2 separate regions of the Homo sapiens genome follow, and region 2 is linked to region 1. A link is an interaction called in ENCODE POLR2A ChIA-PET data of the cell type or tissue named here. Cell type or tissue: MCF 10A. All regions are shown on one strand.

Region 1 (5,000 bases):
ACCCAAATGTCCAACAATGATAGACTGGATTAAGAAAATGTGGCACATATACACCATGGAATACTATGCAGCCATAAAAAAGGATGAGTTCATGTCCTTTGTAGGGACATGGATGAAGCTTTTAAACTGCCTTGTCTTCAGCTCTAGATCAACAATTCCTTCTAAGTTAAGGACTGTTTTCCAGAGAAAGTGAAAGTTTCATGCCAAATACAGGAACTGAGCAGAATTTGAGGCTAAAACATCCTCTCTCAATATCAATTAACCCCAGGCCGAATTGCAGTAGACAGACTATCATCTGTAGCATCATCCATGATTTAGAACAATGCAATCATGAACTGCAATCTGTAAGTATGCTTTCCTCGCCGAGCAACCCACTGTCTGGTACCAAACAGGTAGAAAGTCATATCTAAGGGGTTCCCCAGTTATCATAATTTGATTTCAGCAAATAATCAGATGATCTTAAGATCTTCTAGATTATTTCTTAAAGGGAAACTCAATAGAGGAAATTTAGCTAACAGAATACCTATCTTTCCAACGTCTCTCTAAAACAAAATGATTTGGCTTTTATTAAAGGAGACTTCAAAGCAAACTCTTTTTGCCCAGTTCACCTTCATTATCATCGAAGCTAAAGAGAATTCAGCAGATATTAGGATAATTCCAAAAGACTGTTTTTTGCTCTTGGGTTATCTTGCTTTCCAAATGATACCCCAAATCCCCAACAATCAAGTAGAATTCCAGAACCATTTAAAAGCATAGGAAATTTCAACACACCCTGTCTCTTCAGAACCCAGTTGCTTTCAGAAAGAAGAATTCTCTTTATCAGTATTTTAGAAGGACATATCAAAATGCTTGTCATTTTGAAATTTCTATTAATTTTGTATTACTTCGTACTTTTCAGTTCTCAAAATAATACTGTGAAAGTGACTATTTTTTTTTTTCAATTTTCCCAACTTTGTTGGGGGTGGGGAAGCATACGATGTAAATTTATTAAATCTAGGCTAGAACCTCATAACACCGTTTACTAGAGACAAATTTGGTAAGGAGGGTCCAACTTCTATGGTAAGTGGGTTAACTGATGAAGGAGCCTGTCCTCATGGGGCAGTTTCAGCTATAACCAGTGCTACAACACTGCCCACAAGCAAAGCCTTATATCAGACCACCACACAAAATGGAAATAAGGTAGGAAACAGGCCTTACATCCTGCCCAAAAAGGCATCCAGCATAACCTGCCTTGCAGTGAACTGGCTTGGGTTCTTGTACTCCTTTGGAGAGTAGTCCTTAGGTAGGTAGGGTAGGAAGCAGAGCTCCATTCTTGGGGTGGAGGACCAGCCTGAACAAAACAGTATGTCAGAACCTCCCTCCACTAGACGAGGCTTCAGGAAGCGGGCTGTCTTTTACAGAGATTTGGTGTCCTAGGCAGGTAGAGATATCCCCAGTCAGCTCTATGAGCACTAGTCCCATGTCTGATGGGAAGCAAAGCTAGACTCTGGAGTCTGTGTGTGTGTGTCTGTGTGTGTCTCTCTCTGTGTGTTAATGCCTGTTCTTCTGTTCCACAATTCCCCCACAAGGCCCAAGGACAAATGTATTGTCTAGGAGAATTTGCAAGGAGGTAGGAACATGGCTCTGGACTCAGACTGACCTTGGTTGGAATCCTGCCTCTGCTACTTAAAAGCTAAGTGACATTGGGCAGGTTTCCTTAATCTCCTTCAGTCTCAGTGTCCGCAACCAGAAAGTGGGAATAATAATAGTCATCCCATAGAATGGTTGTAAGGAATAATTAGACTGGATAGCATATTGTAAATTTTCTAGCACAGTATCTGTCACATAGTAAGCCCACAATAAGCGCCCCTATTAACATTAAGATGATCTTATCTGTGCCATTTTCCATGCTTCCTTTGAATTCATGGAACAAAGTAGTGAAAAACTCTGCTCAGCAAGTACAAAATCATTGTTTAGACCAGATCTGAGGCCAGCATAAAAGCCAAAAGAATGTTGTAGTTAGAGAGTCCAAATGCAACCCTAGCTCTTCTGAATTCCCTAAGGGGCTGCTCAAGGTAAAGCTGTCACAGAGAGTTTGTGATTAAACCATTGGATAAAAGCCAGACACATTGCATGCTTGAAAAAGGAGTTATTTTCACAAGGGTAATTGCCAGAGACTGATGCAGTCAAGAGTCAAAACAGGGTAGATTCTCATCAGAAATGTGTGCCCACAGAAAAGACTCTTGGCAGAGGACACGCAGCATTAGGCTGTGACATCAGACTTTTGGGCCACTGAGTTGCATAAGCAGGCCCAGTAGAGCGAAAACTCACCAGTAAGAATTAACGCTGGTGGAAGTTTAAGAATGCCAGGCCCCAAGAAGCGTGCAAAATCACATTGCTACGGAACAGCTGGTTCCTTCAGTGCCTGAGATCTTTGCCAGATTCCATCTTTTTCCATAATAATATATTACCTCTATTAACTTACAGAATCCAGGGCAAGATTATATGAAAACTACTAGATGCTGTGCAAATGGCCCCTTATCTGTAACTAGAAATTATGTATGTTGTAATCAGTTTGCTATAACTAAAACTGCGAGCCCCAACATGAAGAATCTTGTTCTTCATGGCATAAGACGCTTGAGCAGCTTTATTTTATTTTATTTTTTAACTGTCTTTGGCAGCCGTCCAATAATACTCGGTGAGAAGCAGTCCCTTGCACTCCAGCCACTCCCTTGCTGCTCCATTTAGCCCCTTAATAAAGCTTGTTGAGCAATTAAGTCAGGAACATTGAAACCTTACTCACCTTCAGTCAACCTTTCCTTAATTGGGCAATCAATTTACATGCTTCCAGTCCTGACAAAAGAGAAATGCAGTTTTGGCTTTCCAGGAGCGAGCTATTAAGATTGTAGCCATTTATCTGAGTACTGGCTTCTTAGTTACACACATGTAATACAAAAGAAAGATCTACGTGCTTGTTTTCATACTTCATCTTTCTTGATTTTTTTTAGCAAGTGGAAGTTTAAAATCATTGGCTCAAAACATAAAAACACTATTGATATTTCCATAGTATCTTTTTACAATTCTCAGGGTCACTTAGATTTGTGACTGAAAAAAAAAAAAAACATAGCCCTCAAAATGGCTATTTGAATGATTATAATTTCACAAATACATCTTTTATTTGAAAGAATAGTGAACTGAAGTAAGGCATCATTGGTGACTTGTTCCAAACAATTGGTTACACAAGTGTATTTAAAAAGGAAAGCTTTTGTTCACTTTCATATTTTCACTTAGAAGGTTCTTCTTAAATATCTGAAGTGAATTTGCAGGTTGAAAAGTTACAGCCTCATTCATAGATTGGGAACAGTAGTTCTCAAACATCTGTGTGTGTCCAGTGCTGTCCCAGGATCTAGTTTTCACTGGCCAGGAAAAAAATGAGAAAATCGAGCACATTGAAGTGAGGTTTTTTTTTTTTCTTTCATATATTTGAAAGTATTCCATTTAAAGGGCTGACCTTTTCCTAAGATTTTTTGGCTTCTCTCTATCTCCATACTTCTTTTATTTTTAATTGTACTTGTCCATGAAATCTAAATGTCGGGAACCACTGCTGGTATGTCTAGAAATATAAGAGCTTGTCCTCTGAGAATTGGCTGAGCTCACTAAATTCACATTGTGCAGGCCACAGAAAAACTGTCAGCTTTAGGTCAATAACAATTTGGCTCAACTAGCTGAAAATAGCCCCAAATGGTGTCCAGTCTCCTACCCTCTTCCTTGTCTAATTAAATCCACTTCCTCCCCAAATCCTGATCGTCATGAACTGCCTCCATTTTAAAATACAGGAAACGTTGGACCAAACTCATTTATTTGAACCCAAGAAGAGTGAGTAGTAATTGCTGGGTAACCTGTGCTGAATCCAAAGTGATAGAATAATCTCTGAAGAATGAAAATGGAAGGAAATAAATATTCTCACCTCTCTAAAAAACAATAATGTTCACCCACATAAAAAATCTGTAGGCAGGCAGCAGCTCCATTTTGATTCAGCTAGATGGCTTCACGCTAGTGAAGAAAACATTTTGGCAAAGAATTATTTTATCCAAAAGTAAAACACAGAATTCCAAGTACCTGGTATAACCCAAGTGAAAGCACATCCAAAGGAAATCTCTCCATACCCACTGCCTTTTAGCATTACCACTCCTCATTTTACCTCTTAATATAAAGCCACAAAGTGAGTACATGTAACTACAGCACGTCTTGGGCTGAGGTGGCTGGGAAATTTGATTCCCCAAAGAAAGGAAGAGCATGAAAATCCTCTGAGGAAAGTGATCTTGGCAAGGACTCTGGCTAGGACTCCAGCCCATGTGGATTTCTCATCCTTTGAAGTGTTTATGGTTCTATCCAGTTTTTCATCACTGAGAGAGAAAGAAAAAAAAACTACAAAGTCCTCTCTTTTATAGAAGATATTTTCAGATTTAGATTTTAGCTAGCTTCAAATTCTTGTACACAGAGATACATATAAAACTGTCACTTTGATAAAGTTCTAGGAAAAAGTTAATATAATTTTAGAATCCTGTCTACTGAGTATCAGTAGCCATCCTTCATACCCCATAACCAATTATCTACTCTGGTTGATGAGAACCTTCACAGTGATTCTTTTGGCTAGCTTTTATGCCATAAGGAAAGCAAAGTTCCTGGATCTGACATGCAGAAAATCTTGGTTTTAGGAATTCTAAAGAATAGAGAGCAAAGTTTATAAAACAAGAGTTCAGGACAAGAGCCTGTGGCAATCTCCTCTTTCCTCATCTTGGGTACCTCAGTCTTTTATTATATTTTCCTACTACCTACTTTATCCTCCTACCAAAGGTCTGAGTGGGGCATTATTTAGTGCCATAAATAATAAACTGTTAGTGGCTCTTTGATGCTCTCAAAGTACTTTCACTTTTACTGTTATATTTCATCATCACAGAATATATGCAGCAGGTATTCTTACTATCCTGAACTTATTGATGAAAAAATTCAGGTTCACA
Region 2 (5,000 bases), 100 kb before region 1:
TGAAAAACATAAAAATAAAAAGACCAGGCTCATTCCTGCCACTAGTTGGAGGGAAATAGATGGGACATGTGTTCTCTAGTTCCTTATGCCCAGTCTGCTTTGCCCATTTATCTTACCTACCTGAGCACTAGCTTCTTTTGTTTTAACTTTTATTCTCAATCTGGGGATCTTAACATTGGCTGCACATAAGAATGCTCTCCTCTGGAGAGCGTTTAAAATAACCATGCTTGGATCCTGTCCTATACCAATTAAGTCAGAGACTGTTGTGTGTGTAGTGTCCCCTTATCACTTTTATTTTTTTAAAGCTCCCCAGTTTGTTCCAATGTCCTGTTAGAACTGAGGCCTATTGGCCTACAAAGGCAACTATTCAAGAGATTTGTCTACAAGTCCACCTTCTTATCTTTGGAAGTGATTCATTAAGAAATAGTGTATAGAATCATTAATTCAGAGAACTGGGAGAGGTCTTTGAGAGAGCAGCCATTAATCCAATCTTCTTATTTTAAGGTGAGGAGACAGAGACCCAGAGAGGAGAAAGGAATTGTTCTGAGACTGTAACCATCATCTGGTATTGAATTATATAGTGTCTTTTATTACATTTTCTCTTTTCAAATAAAAGTCTATTTTTAAGATTTCTTTTTATAAATGATCCTCTTTATATGCAGCACTTTGTGATGCTTTAAAGTTCTTATTATTTCTGTTTTTCCTTGAGTATTTTGTTAGGAGTCATAACTTAGCTAGGGCTTAAAAACAAACACACAAAACTGTATCCATCTTTTTTAGTACAATAGCAATCCTTGATCAGAAATATCTTTAGAACAAAAAACATATATGCAAATAAAGAGATTTTTCTCAAGGGCTGAAATATTCCAGGCTGTTTTCAACTGCATGAGTTTTTAGTAATTATTTAAATCCATTAATTTTCAATTGACAAGAAATATTTTTAATTTTGTTGGTATTCACACTACTCATATACACTCACTGTTCTAATTAATTAAGATTCAATTCTTTTGGTGTTTTTTTTTTAAATGTAATATACAGTCTGTCCTCCTATATCCAGTTATAGGTTGACTTCATTAACTTTAGAGTTTATTTTTTCTGTCTTGAATAAATTGGAATTGTTTCAAAATTTCTGATATAGATAGGTTAGTTACCAACATCATAAGCTGGTCATGTTGATAACAGACATTTAAAAGATCATATGGGAACTTGAAGACAAGAGGAATTATGGAACGATTAAGAGCAGGTTTTGGGATCCTGTTAAGATAGGATGCACTGGGCAATTTGTCCAAGGAAGTTAGCGGTTCATCTCCATGCCCCACAAAGAGGGGGTCCATACTCATCCCCTGTGAGCTTCTGTAACACAGGGCTTCTTGCCCTTCACACTACTGGCATTTGGGGCCAGACAGCTCTTTGTTGTGTGTGGCTGTCCTGTGCATTGTATGATGTTTACCAGCATCCCTGGTCTTTCTCAACTAGATGCCTGCAGCACCCCCTCACTTACTGCAACCCAAAATGTCTCCAGGCATTGCCAAATACCTCCTGGGGGCAGGGAGAGGGACACAATTGTCCCCAGTTGAGAACCACTTCTTTAATACAACTCCTTCTCTGGACTTTTAGAAATCATGCCAAGAATTCTTAAACATTCCAAGCATAGTGGCTGGGACAGTAATGATAAATACCTTCCGTTTATATAGTTCTTTACAATACTAAATGCATTTTTACATAAATCCCACACGCCCAGATCAAATGTAAAGGAGATCAGGTGGTAAACTTAATGAAAACTATGAGGTAGGGCTATCCACATTGCTTCATGTTCCCATTTTTGTTTTGTTTTCCATGGGAAGATGGTGTTTGTGATGCTCACTGAATATATTGTCTGCAGGCAGGTGATCATAGCTTTCTTTTTAAATTTAGTCCTCATTTTTATTGTTAACATGTGTTTACTGTCACCATATACTAGACCTTTGAGATGTATGGTCCTTGTCCCCAAGGAATTGAAATTGTAAATAAAAAGATTACTGAAATATGAGCCCCCTTGCTATAAGCCAGTGAGTAATCTACACGAAACTGCTGTAAGAATTCATCACAGGTAAACAGTCAAGCAGGTTCTCAACTGGAACAATTATGTCCCTCTCCCTGCCCCCAGGAGGTATTTGGCAATGCCTGCGTTGGTCATTGGAGAAAGGCATCACAGAAGAGTTGGCTTGAATTTTTTAAAAAAGCAAGCAAGCTGGGCTTTGAAAGAAAGGTCATACTTAAGTTAGCATAGGCTTCATGGGAAGGTGGAGAGGGTGTGTCCAGGATCAGGGGGATGGTGTGAACAAAGCAGAAAACTGCATAAGAGTAGACCCATTGCAGGAATGGAAAATTAGAAGGAATATAGTGGGAGCATAAATTAAAGAGAAAGCTGTCTGAGGTTCTAGAGATTAGACCTCATCCTGTAGAGGGAACAGTTATGATTGGCAAGGCAGAAAGAGGAATGTGCAAGACTGTCTTTTCAGGAAGAATCTGCCTCTATAGGTGGGAGAGGGCAAGAAGCAGGAGGTAGCGTGGCGGAGAGTGACTGTGGCAAAGTTCAGGCTGTGAAACTGTAAGGAATAAGGGAAAGGAAAAGGATTTTGTGAAGGAATGTTGGCAGGACTTGGCAACTGATTAGATATGAGGTTGTATGAAAGCCATACTCAAGTTTCAAGTCTGAGTGACAAGGAGAAGGTGCATTATATCTTTAACAGAAATAGAATGCTGGCATGTGAGGTCAGGTGATGCGTTCTGCTTCAGGCATGTGGAATCTGAGGTAATGATAAACATCCTAATGGAGCAGTCCAGAAGGCAGCAGGAGTCTGAAAAGAATTTATGGAAATGTTTCTGAGAAGGAAAGAACCTGAGAGATAACCTCTCTTTCATGCCCTCTCATTTTACAGATGAAGAAACATGTGACATGTTAAGTGGCATGATCATGATCAAGTTGTATTTATGAGGGAGATCCTATTTCATAACGCAAAGGAATTCTAGTTTTATAAAGTGAAAAAGACTGGGAAGAAAGATCTGAAAGATGCCTTTGTAGAATGAAACTTGACACTACAGCCCTGAAGCCCTAAAAAGGAAAGAATTTGGAATATGTGGAGCAAGAAGAGTCGAGGCCCAAAGAGCTACTTCTACACAGAAAGTTGGGAGGAGGAGGGATCTGGCAGAGGAGACCAAGAAGGTCTTGGGAGGATGCAGTGTGGAGTTATTTGGGAGAAGTCAGAAAACAGGAACAATGGTCACAATAATTTACAAAACCCGGGCCAGACGCTGTTCTAAGTGCTGCACATGGACCAAGTCATGGAATCTTTATGACTGTATCAGATGGGTATTGCTTTAAGTCCATTTTACAGATGAGGAAACTAAGGCAAAGAGAAGTTAACCTTCTTTCCTGGGGCTACACAGCTTCTAAGTGGTGGAGCCAGAATTTCCTAATCAGGCATGATTTCAGGGGAGTGGTGGCAGGAGCAAGTAGTTTAGAGACTGCTAGCAGTAAAGAGAGGGGTGTGATGATAGTTCAAGGTTCTAGACAGAGTTATGTTCCAGATAAAGAGCTCTGAGGATGATGGATGTCAAGAAGGGAAGGCAGAGAGAGGAAGTAGAGAAACAAGGTCCTAGCAGAAGAGCCAGGACCTTAAGCACAGGTTAAACCATTAGTCTTGGGCAAGAAGAGAGTAAAACCACTTATTTTTCTGAGACCACTTACTAGCTTCCCAGGTTTTTCACTACCAAAGGCCATTTTTATTATTCCCCACCTTCCAAAAGCCCCAGATTTTCAAAGATTTTGATGATCGGCTTTAATTTTTTATTTTAATTAAAGTATAAATTATATGCAATGCAGTGTCCAGATATTAAGTATACTATTTAATGAGTTTTGAGTGTTGACTTTAATATATTAATTCATTTCCCATTTTTATTACTCAAAGGTATATAAAATTGCCAATCAAATTTAGGATTATCACATCAAGTTAATGAAGCCTTGCTAACAGTATGGATACCTCACCATTTAGTTAACCTGTTTAGCCTGTTTGAGGCCTTTTGAAATATAGATCCATGTTAGTTCTTAGATCCTTATCACTATCATCTATGAACCCTGAGGATCCAAGAACCCCAAGTGGGTAAACAGACACAGTCAGTTATGGGACTAGCTGGCCCGGAATTATAGAACCATTGTTGACCTTAGGCTTAACACTTTCTCCGCTTTAAAAATTATATGTATTTAAGGTGTGCAACGTGATGTTTTGGTATACATATGCGTGGTAAAATGGTTACTAGAGTCAAGAAAATTAATATATCCATCATCTCACGTGGTCACTTCTTTTTTGTGGCAAGAGCACCTAGAATCCACTCTTTTAGCAAAAATCCCATATATATAATACAATATTACAGGTTGAGCATCCCTAATCCAAAAATCCAAAACCCTGGCTGGGCACAGTGGCTCACGCCTGTAATCCCAGCACTTTGGGAGGTTGAGTTAGGTGGATCATCTAAGGTTAGGAGTTCAAGACCAGCCTGGCCAACATAGTGAAACCCCATCTCCACTGAAAATATAAAAATTAGCTGGGCATGGTGGCATGTGCCTGTAATTCCAGGTACTCGGGAGGCCGAAGCAGGAGATTCTCTTGAATCTGGGAGGCGGAGGTTGCAGTGAGCAGAGATCTCATCACTACACTCCAGCCTGGGTGACAGAGTGAGATTTCATCTCAATAAATAAATAAATAAACACATTTTAAAAAGTCCAAAACCCACAAAAGTCCAAAACTTAAAACTCTGAGCACTGACACGATGCCCAAGTAGAACATTTTACATCTAACCTCCTGTGATAGGTCACAGTCAAAATGCAGTGAAAACTTTGTCTTATGCACAAAATTATTTAAAATATTATGTAAAATTGCCTTTAGGGTATGTTTGTAAGGTGTATATGAAACAAATGAATTTCAAGTTTGCACTTGGGTCTCGTCCCCAGGATATCTCAT

What was found. ChIA-PET counts read pairs that join two places held together with the same protein. Peaks named below come from ENCODE experiments on the same cell type or tissue, not always from the same donor. Only the 100,000 strongest peaks of a DNase experiment are listed, where the experiment ranks them.
Region 2: POLR2A ChIA-PET joins it to region 1 with 12 read pairs; 12 of 35 experiments call an interaction of 5 or more read pairs at or near these places.

The regions. Positions count from the first base shown.
Region 1 is chr12:46,157,991-46,162,990 of GRCh38, reverse strand. No RefSeq gene overlaps it. Among named protein-coding and RNA genes, the nearest start is that of SLC38A1, 110 kb to the left of the region's middle. In MCF 10A, no CTCF peak of the experiment used is centred here; DNase peaks (open chromatin) are centred at 2,170 and 2,770.
Region 2 is chr12:46,258,401-46,263,400 of GRCh38, reverse strand. The region is part of intron 1 of SLC38A1 (solute carrier family 38 member 1); the gene reads left to right. Among named protein-coding and RNA genes, the nearest start is that of SLC38A1, 8.1 kb to the left of the region's middle. In MCF 10A, a CTCF peak has its summit at 74; a DNase peak (open chromatin) is centred at 2,140.